2 separate regions of the Mus musculus genome follow, and region 1 is linked to region 2. Evidence: chromatin contacts called from ENCODE Hi-C or POLR2A ChIA-PET data. All regions are on one chromosome and are shown on one strand. Each heading gives the region's core, a stretch centred on a gene start or an enhancer-like site at or near the end of the contact. The rest is flanking DNA. Distances are from core to core; before and after follow the strand shown. Region 1 overlaps Wdfy2 (WD repeat and FYVE domain containing 2). Region 2 holds the start of 4931440J10Rik (RIKEN cDNA 4931440J10 gene).

Region 1 (6,882 bases), core at 2,891-5,390, 91 kb before region 2:
ATAAGTTAACACTCGGAGACATCACAGGGGTACAGACCTGCGCACTGACCTGCATGCGCACAGCAACTGTGCAAACACTGTCGGTCTCTGAGGTGAGCAATGCCTTCCTGGTCTGCCACACCCTACAGGGGCCCCTGCAGGGAAATGCAGATGCTCCCAAACCCTCTTCCTGGCCCTGTGGGAAGGCTCTGCTCAAGCTGCTTATGGCTTGCTTGCCTATCAGTTCTGTGGCGGACCATTCATTGGTGAGAAAAAAATCTTTGATGTACGAGGCCCCCAAGAGCTGTATCTTTTCAATATGACAGTCTGACAAATTAGTCCTACTTTTTGTCTCAAAATGAACTGAACACGCCGGTTGTCTTTGCTTTCTTTGCTGATAAACACCATGACCAAAAGCAAGTTGTCTGTTAACTGCACTTCAGCTCCAGCCCAGCCTCAAGTTGACACGAAAACTGTGAGGTGAACTGAAAGAAGATGGCTTTTCTCTGAGAATTTAAGTCTCTACCACACCTTCCATACGCCCCCCTTCCACTCCCAGAAGGCAAGTCAGAGCATCACTTTCTGGCCAGGTGGTAGTGGCTCACGCCTTTAACCCCAGCACTCTGTAGGCAGAGGCAGGCAAATCTCTAGTGTTCAAGGTCTGGTCTACAGAGCAAGTTCCAGAACAGCAAAGACTGCAGAGAGAAACCCTGTCTTGAAAAACCAAAAAACCAAATCAAAAATAAATTCACTTTCTGCATTCTAACATTTGAGGAATCAAGCCTTGACGTCCTCTTATTTTCAAACACTCTTCCTTTAGAAAGGTGACTGCTAATCAAAGAACTGGTGGCTCATTCCTGCAAAATACACACGTCAATTTATCCTTACAAAACTTTCAAGTATGGAGCTGGAGAGATGGCTCGGTGGTTAAAAGCTCAGGCTTCTCTTGCAGAGTTCCCAGCACCCATATGGCTTACAACCATCCAGAACTCCAGGCCCAGGGGATCTGATGCCTTGTTCTGACCGTTTTGGGTACCAGGCACTCACAAAGTTCATACATATACCTGCAGGTCAAACATTCATACACATAGAGTAAAACCTTAAAAATTCAAAACAATAAGCATCAAAAATGAACAATGACGGGGAGTAGTGGCACAGGCCTGTCATTCCAGCACTGGGAGGCAGAGGCAGGCAGATCTCTGAGTTCAAGGCCAGCCTGGTCTGCACAGTGAGTTCTAGGACTGCCAGGACTATACAATGAGATCTTGTTTCAAACAAAAACCATTAACAAGACTTCTACATGTTTTTAGGTGGACATGGAATTTAAGAGAGGACACAAAACAGCTTACACATTATTCTGCAACCTGCTTATTTAATAGCCCATAGTCAATGCTGTTGTTAATTACTGCACTGTTAGTTACCTGTTAATAACTGCCTGGCCCAAACAATTGAGCTATCCATGCCTTCCCAGACACAAAGCTTGTCTCACCCTTTCTTAATCACAGTGTGAAACCATGATCGCCACTGTCTGAAACATGCCCAGCCGGAGGCTATGCTGTATGCATTAGTCAGGATGTGCAGCCCAACGGTTTCCAAGATGACGGAGGGCCCCTTTCTCTTCAGAGCATTACAAGACTGGAAAATAACAATTTTTAAAACATCTGCTAAGACTAGAATCTCAGTGGTGTTTCAGTGTTTCTTTGACGTTCTAATGTCCAATTATTTATATCCAACATTTTTGTAATGTCTTTGTGTTCAGATTTTCAGTAAAATTTAGTTTTTATTATTATTTATTTATAGGGACTGTATTTTGAACAATCATAGTTTTAAATATATATTACAAATATATTTTCCTCCAGGCTCTCATTTATAAGACTGGCTTTTAACATTGACTTTTTAAAATGAATGTAGCTTATACTTTCCGAAATTTCCTGTTATAATTTCAGGATTTCAAGACATCATTCTTTAAATTAACTCTAAGCTTATGTCAGCTAAGTGAATATTTTCACAAATAATACAATTAATTCTCCCCTTTTGGCTCTTTGGGTCCTAACTAAGCTTATTTAATCTCATATTTAAATGTCTATACAGCCTCTCAGAGCGCTGTCACTCTACAGGAACCAGCACTGTGTCAGTGTGAAGCAGGCTTCCAATAAATGTTCAGATATTCTATTCTTCCCAAGTCCCTCTAGTTTTATAGACAACAATGGTATAAATTCTTCTCAAAACTTTTTCCCACCAAATTACACTGAGGGGGGCATGGGCCAGCCTGTGTGAGTGAGGGCTGAGACACTTCTGGTTAAGGAGATGTGAGCAGAAGTCACTGACTGAGCTTCCAGGAAGCTCGGAACGAGCACAGGTGCAGTTGACGGATGCCTCTGCCTTCTGCTCTCCTCCTGCCTGTCTGGAAGGCAGACCAGCATTGACAGGTGTCACCTGTGGTTCTCTTGGTGCTAAAGCACTCTCATCAGGACACATGGGGAGGGAAAAAAAAACAGCTAAAGACTTTTTGTTTTCTGTTTTGTTTGTGTATTTGTTTGTTTGAGACAGGGTTTCACCTCTGTGTATCCCTGGCTGTCCTGAAACTCACCCTGTAGACCAGGCTGGCATCGAACTCCTGAGAGCTGGAATTAAAAAGGCTTGTGACACCACTGCCCAGCTAAGATATCCCTTTCAAAAGCTTATTACATTTACCACCAGTGGAATGAATTAGACAGTTGACTGTTACCCTAAGGAAGGACAAATGAGCTTGGGACACACTGCAGGCATAATGCATTTGTGCACTGTGTAAAGGTTATCCTTGTGCTATTCGAATGCCACTTCTCTCCCTCACATCTCGTTTCAATCTGGACATGGCACTGTAACGCTTAAGTCAAGAATCTCCTGTTTCAAGTTTGTGTAAACATTCTTACCTTTTACTCTGCCCTGTCAATAAATGCTGATCACCCAATGGCTGGGCAGAAGACAGAATACAGCGGAAGCTTCCTCCAGCCAGGGGAAGGAGGGAGGGAGGATTCAGATCCATCATAGAAGGTCTGAGAAGCCACCATGAGTAAAAAACATCGGAAGCCCAAAAGCCAGATCAATAAAAATATGCAAGGATCACGGGATGAGGCTGGGAGGGAGCCAGATGAGCACGGGGTTATTACAGATCATTTGACTGCTCAGTACTGAGATGCAGCTTGAAATCAATCTTGGGTTTCTCTGCGTGGTTATTAGGAACTGGCAAAGGTAAAGAAATACAGCCGCCGGATTAACTCACTGCTTACATTTCTATTTCAAAGAATTCTCTTTATACAGACAGCAATCATAACACAATTCTTGAGTTCAAATGGAGGCTGCAGCTAGCCCTCCGCTAGTGAGATGAGGGGGTGCCATGCACTCTCTATGTTAACCTGGCTGGATTTAGAATCAACAGTGGAAACACACCTCTGGGATGTCTGTCAGGTTTTCTGAAAGCGTTAACTGAGGAGGCAAGACCACTCTGGATGTGGGCAGCACCACCTCATGGGCTGGGGTCCTGAGCTCAATAGAAAGTGAAGAAGAGAGACAGTGTTGAGTGCCAGCATTCACCTCTGCTTGGGACCGCAGAGGAGGTGTGGCCAGCTCATGCTCCTGACACCATGTCTTCCTCACCTCAACAGACTGTGTTCTCTCTTAAACCGAAAGCCAAATAAGGCCTCTCTTTCCTGGGAAGATAACAAAACACCGTGCATTCTGCATTAGACCCAGAATGCAGCTCCAAGTCGCACGCCCCGGAGCTTCCCACTGAACTCACCCCGGTGTCCTCATGAACTGAGCTGCTAGTTCACCACACATTGAATGCATGCATTTCACACCTCATGAAATCACCAAGGCAATCTTAAGAACTTTCTTTTTTCTTTATTAAGAGAATACCTTTTAGTTATTCTTTGGCAATGTAATAATTTAAACAATATATCACTTGGAGGGTTGTTTGTTTGTTTGTTTGTTTGTTTTTCAAGACAGGGTTTTCTGTATAACAGAGCTCTGGCTGTCCTGGAACTCCTTTGTAGACCAAGCTGGCCTCAAACTCACAGAGATCCATCTTGCTCTGCCTCCTCAGTGAGGTGTGGGCGGACACACACACTGCAGTCATCCCTCTCCTCCCTCCCGCTCTCTGTAATCCACAGAGTCTAATTAGTGCTGCAGGACTGAACACTGGCTGATCCTGCTGGCTTGGTTTTGTACAGGCAACCACGGCTTCAGTGAGCTCAGGAGTGCAGTGGCCCTGTCGGTTCCCAGAAGACAACATTACACAGCACTCCTCCCCACCCTCTGGCTCTTCTTACATTCTTTCCGCCCTCCTTTTCTATGACGTTCCTTGAGACCTGGGGGAGGAGATGTGAAACACAGATGTCCTACTTATGGTTAAGCACTAAGTAGTCACTTAAGTCTCAGCACTTTGACTATTTATGGTGTCTCTGCATTAACTGTTGAGCACTATAGAGAGAAGCTTGTCTGGCCAAGGCTGAGGGCAGCAGCCACTAATCTAGGATATAAATATAAATATTTAGAAGGCATGACAACATGTTCATATAGCAAGGCAACAACAGTAATGCTCTCCTCTAGGGCCTTTGACCAGACTTATAGTACAAGGCAAAAGAATTATTTCCTGTGAAGCAGACCTCAAATCCAATTCAAAAGTGGTTGGTTAGCCACCTCTCACTATAACAGCCAGGCCACTACTACACCAGTGGGCACATCTTGCCTTAGCAAGTCAGTTCACCAATGGGTAATATTATGGATAGCTCTTCTCCTCATATGGCCAGATAGTCCCTTCCAGCACTATGGTAGCTAGCCAACAGAGGAAGTTTTAAGGTCAGTTCTGGTTTGGTTTCTCTATATGTCCACAACCAATGTGTTGTATCTTCAGCAATAGGATCTTTCCATCTAGTTCCAGTGGGTAATCAAGAGCTATGGCAACAGGCTGAGGTTCGTCTAGGGTCTCTCTGGCCAATAACTTATAGGCAGGTATCCCATGGCATCTCGATAAATTTTCAAGGTAACTAGTAGATGGTCTCCTTAAACAAAGCACCTCTTAGCAAAGGATTGAAAATAAGGACACACTTAGATCTTCAGAGGAAGCAAGGGAACTTTATTTGGAGCAAAACAATAGTACAGATTTAAAAAGACATGCTGTCAAGATTGCTAGCAGACCACAGGAATGAGGCTATTCTAGGGCCCAGGCTACTGCCTGGGGTCTCTTTTTATGGGGTCTAAAGAGAGAGGGGGGCTGCTTCTACTAAGGCACATAGCTTGGGTGGTTCTCTGACATTACTGATAGATTGGGTTCTATACTCCCTTTTCTTACTGTGCACAACCCTTTCTATAATATACCTGATTTCAACATATGCATGACCAGTTATGTACAGGCAATAAAAAGGTAAAAGGAGGACACAGTTTGCTTTACTGTACACCTACATCTCAAACTAGTTCGGGTTAGATTAGTCCTTCTAGTATTCACACCCAGATATGCTGAGAATACACTTGAATAGAAACTGCAAGCTTGATTGCTATCAGGGTTAGAAAAGCTGACACTATTGTTTGAGAAATGGCATGTGTGTACCTAATGCAAGTAGGAGACTAAGTTGTCAGATGTGTTGTTGGGAAGGGAATGAGTGAATATAGTACTTGTAAGTGAAAAGTAGGCTACCAAGTGCATTAGTACAAGAGAGGGAGTGCACATAGCCCAAAACCACATTGGGGCCCCAGCATACTAAACTGTCTCCTATGCTTGCCAGCCTTAGCAGAACAAAATTACTCAGCCCAAAACTGGGGAGGTAGGAAAGGAGGATTCCTGACAATTATTGACCAGCCAGTCTAGCCAATCAGTGAATTCCAGCTTCAATGAGAGACTGCCTTGAAAAGTACAATGAAGTCTGTGAGACAGAAAGACGTCAATGGAAAGAAAGGGAGATAGAAACTGGTCAAGCAGATTTAGGAAAAGGAACCAAGGTTTATGTCCTTGGCCAGTAGCTGGAAATGTCCTTGGTTATGACCTGGATAGAAATAGAAGAAGAAAAAAAAACAAAAAAACAAAACAAAACAAAGCAAAAAAAACCAGACAATTCATGTGCCTTTCAATACTAACTCTGAATATTGATGGTCTCAATTCTCCAGTAAAAATACATAGACTACTACCAGTTTGGATTACAAAATAGGATCCACCTTTCTTTTTTCTGCTGCTAAGAAACATATCTCACTATCAACAGCAGACACCACCTTAAGATAAAAGAATGGAAAATGGTATTCCAAATAAATGGAACTAAGAACGTGTTGGTGTAGCTTTACTAATATCTGGTGAACTACACCTCAAACAAAACTAGTCAAAGGACATAAGGAGGAGCATTTTAGCTTCATTAGAGGAAAAAAATCCACCCACAAGATATTATCATTCTAAATATATATGCACCAACCAGAGCACCCAATTTCATAAAAGAACCTGTAGTAGACTTTTTAAACACACACACACACACACAGACACACACACACACACACACACACATACACACCAATATCAACACAGTGATAAGTGGGTATTTCAATACCTGGCTCTCACCAACAGACAGACCATTTAGAAAACCTAAACAGGGAAGCTCTGGAGTTGAATGATGTCAAGTCAAATGAACCTAACAGACACCCACGGAATGTCCCACCCAACACTACAGAACACATTCTTCTCAGCAGCCCATGAAATTTCTCCAAAATCCACCACATCCTGGGACACAAAGCAATTACAACAAATATAGGAAAACTGAAGTAGTTACCCTGCATTTCATCTTACCACAATAAAATAAAGCTAGTATCAACCGCAACAAATCTTAAAGGAAATATATAAACTCATGGAAATCAGCAATGCAGTGATGGTGCACACCTTTAGTC
Region 2 (7,292 bases), core at 4,711-7,210:
AGGACCTTGGTCAATCCCAGGGATACAGACACAGACAGACACACAGACACAGAAAGACACAGACAGACACAGACACACAGGCACACAGACACACAAACAGACACAGCACACACACACACACACACACACACACACACACACACACACACACACACACACTAAAAGGATATCTGCAGTTTTCATGTTCTTTTGCCAGAAAAACTGTCTACTACAATTCTCAACCTGGATGTGTTTATTCTAAAGGCTGACCTTGAACCATTTGTGACTTCAGTTATCACTGTAAAACATTCCTCATCAAAATGATGTAAATTTTTTTTAGTAGCATTTTTTTTGAGGACTTGTATTACATAATTTGTACAGCCCAAACTAAGTTTCTTTTTATGTGTATTATCATATTACCTTGTTTAATTTCATATCCAATTTTATGCTTGTTAATTTTGTTGTTGTTGTTCTCAGTATCACTATTATGATCTAGAAAGAGGTAGTACAAAGAGTTGGTGAGACAGGCAAATGCAACTGTTTTCCGTTACCTCTGAGGAACACTAGGTTCATTTGATTGTTCTTTTCAAATGACTCTTGCTAAACTTCTTCCAAGGAGGAGACATAAATGGTGTCAAAAGTCCCAACGATGAGCCAAGGCAAGAGTCCACTAAAGGTAACTCTGGGAAACCAATGAGTTTATTGGGCTTCCTTACATAGGTGAGGGGTGTGGACATCCTCGCTAGTCTTTCCTGGATTATATATCTTCTAGCCCATCCCTCAGACCATGTGTAATTAAAGCAGAGTTGGGTACAACAGCTGGTATAACAGGTGGTAGAGAGCAGCTGGATAGTCAGGTGAGAATATTATGCCTTCTTAGTCCCTCTGTGCTGGGATATAAACCACCAAGCCCAGCTGTGATGATCTTTTGCAATGGAGTGCAGTTCAATGCCCTAATATGGGGGTCACTTGGCTCAGAAGACAGCCACTCACGACAATGGCATATTCACATATCAAAGCCCACATTATTGGCACATGATTATTTTAAAAGTGTTACTACCCTGCTTAGTTGGTTTAAAATAATCAAAAACAGTTCTGGTTGGCTCCTACAGAGGATATAACTTACCAGTTCTGCCAGAACACTACTACTTTGACATTTTAGGTATACTATTATTTAAGTAGAGTCACCCTGTTTTTAATTTTCCATATACTTTTTTTATTCCCTCTGAAAGTGGAACAAGGACGTTTGGGTTGGACTCTCTATTTTTAGGATTTTTGAGACAGTTTCTCTGTGTTGCCCTGGCTGTCCTGGAACTCGCTCTGTAGAACAGACTGGTCTTGAACTTAAGAGATCCATCTGCCTCTGCCTCCCGAGTTCTGGGACTAAAGGCATGTGCTCACAACCTGGCTTACTCCCTATTTTTAAAAGAAACCGTTTTTGTTGTTTTATGAGTGTTTTGCTTGTACCATTTGTGTGCCTGGTGCTTATGGAAGTCAGAAGGGGGTGATGGATCCCATGGAATGGAGTTGTAGACAATTGTGAGCTGCCATTTGGGTGATGGGAACCAAACCCTAGCCCATGGCCAAAGAAAGTGCTCTAATCACTGAAGAACCCTGCCAGTTTCAGGATAGCATCCCTTTAAAAACACCAGCAAAGCTGGGCAGTGGTGGCGCATGCCTTTAATCCCAGCACTTGGGAGGCAGAGGCAGGTGGATTTGTGGGTCTACAGAGTGAGTTCCAGGACAGCTAGGGCTACACAGAGAAACCCTGTCTCGGAAAAACAAACAAATTAACAAACACCCACCAGCAAAGACCAGCTTCTCTCCCATGCTTGATGACTAGTGCCCCCTCTCAGAAAAGCGCCCACGGTGTGGCAGCACAGTCCTTGCACACACCAAAGTCTGGCACTTTACCAACACAGGGGTTATTTATTCAGTTGGAGCTGAGGAAATACTTGGTTTGAATTGAGGGCACATGTTTAAGAAAGTAAGCCTGAGTAGAAGTCCTCCAAGAACCTCAAAAAGAAAACGAAGGAAGGAAAGAGTCACTGTGTTCATCTCCTGTTTACTTCAGGGCCAAAGTTTGCTCGGAATGGTCACACTCTGCAGAGCCATTTTGTGTTCTTGTTCTCTTTCTTCCTTTGCCAAATACAATCGAAGTCATGTGTATACATCATAGCTCCACTACACAGATTGGTGATCACATTCAGCATTTTCTTTATTTTTTAAAAAACAAATGCAGTAATTACAAGGATATGGGAAAATACTACTAGAGGCCAAATGCATATATTATTCTTGTACATTGAACATGTAGTATTGTGTATGTGCATGTTTATGGGATGGGTGATGGAGCACATGATATAAATATGAAGGTCAGAGAACAATCGGGTGGAGTCAATTTTCTCCTTCTGCCATTAATTGTTATGAGAATCAAGTTGAAGTTGCCAGGCTTAGGAGGCAAATGTCTATCTCCTGTGCCATCTTGCCAGCCCTAAACATGTGATTATTGGAGCTTTCAGTATTATAAGATTCAACTGAATAGAAAATTTAAAATATGGAGACCAGGGCCTATTCAATTCTAATTTAACTTTATTATTTGTGCACGTGATATATGTGATGTACAACATCAAGCATGTGGAATCAGAGGATAATTGTGTGGATAATTGTGTTGTCTCTCCTTCTAAGTGGGTTTCAGGGATCAAACTCAGGTCTCCAGGAGACAAGCGCTCTTATCCTCCTTGCTCTCCCCTACCCTAACTGCACTGGACCTTCTTCCTCTTGGTATGGACACTCGGTGCATTATGTTTTAAGGCTCTATAGGCAATGCTAATGCATGAGTCCCAGCTAAGAACTGCTCTTACATCATCGCCAACCAAGCAAACCAGTCACTTCAGAGTAAGTGTAGCCCATTTCTGTCTAGGGCTGATTGTCAATGTCTCCTGGTTTCTGACTTGTATCTGCTGTATAAATACATATACAGACATAGACATATATATCCTATTTCCTGTTCAACTTAATGGCCTTGTCATATAGAACTTCTGAGCTTTCTGGCTGAAAATCTGATCTTTGGTCTTCAGTGCTATCACAAGCATGGGTTCTGGTTATTTGCTCCAGGTGAGTTCTCAAGATTTGTCTCTCCTGATCTTTGCATTTAACCTGCAACTTCACCACACATGTCCATAACAACCCTAGATGACAACCTGCCAACACCACTGATTCAGGGAATAACTGCCATGGTTTAATTGGAAAATGATCTCAAATAACTGTAAAAGATATATTAATTATGGGAGTATGTTATATCATCAGACTCATCTGATTTCCTTCAAACATGGTTTTGGTTTAGCCTCCCTCCTCGCCATCAGAACTAACCTAATATGGAGGAGGAAATTTCTTTCTCTGGACTAAAGGCATTCTGCTATCTGGGCCTGATAACCTTGCTGGCTGGTACCTCTGCCTAGCTGTGACTATCAGCAAAGCTTTCTTCACATTTTTAGTGCCCTGATTTTTCTCTTCTCTTTTTTCTTTTCACTAGCAGCTGCTGTTGCTTCTTTAACTCATATTGGGCTCATACTATTCCACAATACACAGGAAGTAGACATTATTATGGCCTGTTTTCAGACAGGCAGGACTCACACACATTTGAGAGGCCATGGCCAGAAGGGAGACGAATTCTCTGAAAATTATGCACTAACACGGAAAGAAAAATGTCAGAGCTGCAAAAACAACTCTGTATTGTCACTGATCTCTTATTAGGATCTTCTTGAGATCTGAAGTCTTAAGCAACAAACACAAACCTTGGAAACTATTCCTATCACCCTCCATTTAAGGGATTGTTTTTTTCTTCCCGAATTACAATAATCATTTTCTGATTTTCAACGTTTTTATATTTTCTTCGAATACTGCAAACTCTTTGAAGACAGGGACCACAATTCATATATTAATTTCTACCAGCCCCAGGCATAACTAGCCTGCAGCACATCCTGGTTGTTATTTAATCAGTTAATAGTCTTACTCTCTAATAAACTCATGCCTGTACTATGGTTTATTCCCATAGAACAGTATGCTACTATTTACTGATAATAAGTTAAACAACGTTCTGAGGCTTTTGTTTTTGAAATATTAGGAAAAGCCCAAACAACAAAGCCTGATTTTAAAAAAGCGCCACAAGCATGTCACTACAGATGCCCAGCAGGCCAGAATTTCAGCAGAGAAAATCCGGAAATGCAGGGCCAGTGGGAGAAGCCCTACAAATACCGACTCTTAAAAGGCCTCAATGTTCCGAATTCAACTCATATTTCAGGCAGCGGGTCTTGCAGTTTCCCAACTACATTTGAGAACAATTCTCCGGACTTGCAGGTGCAGACTGAAGACTTAATATGACAGGGGTTGAGAATGTTTTCCGACACAACACTGGCAAAGACTTGAGAGGCGGGTTTCCCAGGAACCTATCTATTCTCTGGGTCACCTGCGCAACGTGGTCATCCCTTTTCACTTTTAAAACGAGGGCAGTGGATTAGGATTTGGAAGGCCCCCCTTTCATTTCTTAATCTAGTCTAGTGCCTTAACACGATTTGAAGAGAGAACTAGGTTGGAGAGGACAGTTGCTTTACTAGTCCACATCTGAGTTCCGCTTCGGGTTTGCAGGGTTGGGTGAGGCACTCCAGGGCTGGCTTCCTTTTCGGTGGATCCTCTGACCGGCTAGAGCCGGAGCCGAAAGACCGGCGGGGATTAATACCAGGTCATAAACAACCTCTCACTTCCCCTCCCCCGCCCCCTCCGGGCCGCCCCAAGGCCCGGCCTGCTGCAGCCGCGTGGGCCTGCGCGCTCCCGTATTCTTCGTCCGTTCACCCTTCTTGGCCCTGCGTTCTCAAATCGCGACGCAGGGCCCTCACCCACAGGTTGGGGGCGGCTTCCACTTCCCTTCTCCCGACCCTGTCACCGCGCACAGCCAAAAGGCCGGCCGCCTTGACACACACGCCTAGGGCCGCTGCCCGCCCTCCGCGCGCCGACGCAGTCCCCGCCCCAACCCGCGGTGCTTCCGCGGCCTGTCCCCGCCCCTTCCCGAAGCCCGCCTCCCGGCTGCGGGCTTCGGGCCGCCCGCCGCCCCTTGCGCGCTGGCTCTAGCGTGCACCCGCTGCCCCGCCTCCGCGCGTGCTCAATAACTGTCCTCTCGGTCGGCCTGCAGGCTTCCCCCGCCCCTGAGCTGTTTGAATATGCTAATGAGGCTGTAAGGACCAGCCAATAGGGCAGTGGGCCTGTGGATCACATGACCCGAGTACGTGTCAGGGGCGGAGCCTACGTAGCCCCTGCCCGAGTTAAAACCGGAGTGTGAGAGAGAAAAGCGCTTCAGTAGCGAGAGGGGCTGAGAAAGTGGTGACACCGCTGGGGTGCGGAGGGAGTCTCTCAAACTTCTCTCAACAGCCCCAGGGCCAATCTCCCCTCAGCCCACTCCCCTCTTCGCCAGATCCCTGGTCCCCACTCCCTGCACTGGGGGTGGGGTGGGGAACTGGGCCCGTCTCCCGCGGGGACACACACAGGGTCCGGGAGTGGGGACGGGACCCCCAGGCCGGGGGGGACGGACGGACAGACGGCCGCGCGGCCGCCCCAGCGGGCAGGCAGGCCGGAGGCGGGGGTACGGCCGGGAGGACCTGGGCTGGGGAGTTTCCTCTCAACTATCGGGGGAGAAACTCCCCATAGCTGGTGTTTTCCTCCCGGGGGCCGCGTTCCCCGCCCCGCGTATCGGCGGTTGCCGCCGCCGCCGCCGGTGCTTCCACCTCTGCCATCTCTTCACCACCTCGGGCCCCGGTGTCCCCGGCCAGCACTATGCCCATCTTACTGTTCCTGATAGACACGTCTGCCTCTATGAACCAGCGCAGCCATCTGGGCACCACCTACCTGGACACGGCCAAAGGCGCGGTAGAGACCTTCATGAAGGTACCGACTAACCCAGCCCCGGTGGTGACCCGGACCCGGTGGCCCGCGGGGGGCAGGGCGGGGGGCAGCGGGTTTACTGCGGGCTCCGCGGGCGCGGGGACCCCTCCCCCACCGCGCGGGCGGGCGGGCGCTGGGAGCGGGCTCTGCTGGGCCTGGCCCATGTGGGGCTGCTGTGGGTGCGGGGGGCGGCGGAGGGACGGCCCTGCGTGTGCGGTACTGTGGGGGCGGCCAGCGACCCTTCTGCGACTGGTAACCTCGCCTCTGTGTTTCCCTCTCTCCCGCCCGTCCCCACCCTGGCCCGCAGCTCCGTGCCCGGGACCCTGCCAGCAGAGGAGACAGGTATATGCTGGTCACTTTCGAAGAGCCGCCCTATGCTATCAAGGTAACAGCCCTCGCCCTCCCCCTCCCTTCCCTGATCCTGCCTAGCTCGCCCTCCCCGCCCCCTCTTCATTATGCTCCCCTCCCCCACGGCCGCTCCCGCCTCCAGGTCCCTTCCCCGCGGCCTCCCACCCCTCCCCAGCCCGGGAGCGTCAGCGAGGTGGCAGTTTCTGGCCCACCGCCGTCCCCTCCGGGTCCTGCTCGGCCTGGCGGCGGAGGCGCTACGATCAACATGGCCGACATTTCCCCTCCGCGGCGTGAGCGGCAGCAATGAACTGTGGGGGATATTTATTCAAGTTAGCCCGAGTGACAGCGGGGCCCAGCCTTGCCTAGCCCGGGTTTGCATTAAAAGGGAATCAGCCAAAGCTGGCAGGGAAGCCTGGAGGGGGGCTTCGAGACTTGGTCATCACAGAGTGGAACTAGGAAGGCCACCGATCGGTGGGACAGCTGTGGTCAACTTAAGAAGTCCTGCTGCCATCTGCCTCCCACTAGCACCGTCGCAACACCCGTCCCTTGCACACAATTTGGAGGATGTTATGTTAGCAAATTTCCCAGTGAAGTTATTAAAGTATTAAGACGGTTGTTAACTTAACAAAAGGTGTAGGGCAAGCAGGTTCATTCTTGGCCACCTTTGGAAGAGTTTCCTCACCAGAGACAACAGTTATAACACATTCCCCAAGCCATATCAAGCAAAAGTGAAGTTAAATATGCAAACCTGAAATGGAATACCTACTTGGTGGACATCACATTGTAATCGGTGTCCATGTGTGTACATGACTTCAAATGATAAAAAAAAAAATCTTACATCTTTCTTTTCAGGCTGGATGGAAAGAAAACCATGCAACGTTTATGAATGAACTGAAAAACCTTCAGGCAGAAGGACTTACGACTCTTGGCCAATCCCTAAGGACAGCTTTTGATTTGTTAAATTTAAATAGATTAGTAACTGGCATAGACAACTATGGGCAGGTAGGTTGAATACTAAGGTAGAAAAGAGTTGT

Evidence for each region. A loop is a pair of places that touch in the nucleus more often than their neighbours do. ChIA-PET counts read pairs that join two places held with the same protein, here RNA polymerase II (POLR2A).
Region 1: POLR2A ChIA-PET joins it to region 2 with 13 read pairs in Patski. The contact joins the enhancer-like site here to the promoter of 4931440J10Rik in region 2. A Hi-C loop is called at or near these places in 1 of 37 maps with a recorded cell type or tissue (mature B cell). POLR2A ChIA-PET finds 5 or more read pairs at or near these places in 3 of 5 experiments (Patski and embryonic stem cell).

What each region holds. Positions count from the first base shown.
Region 1 is chr14:62,848,496-62,855,377 of GRCm38, reverse strand. All of the region lies in intron 1 of Wdfy2 (WD repeat and FYVE domain containing 2), which reads right to left. Among named protein-coding and RNA genes, the nearest start is that of Gm26536, 13 kb to the right of the region's middle. Within about 2 kb of position 4,140, at least 2 of the 3 ENCODE cell types and tissues checked have a DNase peak (open chromatin) inside an H3K27ac peak, as active enhancers do.
Region 2 is chr14:62,759,169-62,766,460 of GRCm38, reverse strand. 4931440J10Rik (RIKEN cDNA 4931440J10 gene) reads right to left here and starts at 5,960. Exons shown (of 7, transcript NR_045503.1): 1 at 5,875-5,960; 2 at 400-471. Ints6 (integrator complex subunit 6) reads left to right here and starts at 5,349. Exons shown (of 19, transcript NM_008715.2): 1 at 5,349-5,913; 2 at 6,218-6,295; 3 at 7,111-7,260. The coding sequence starts at 5,803.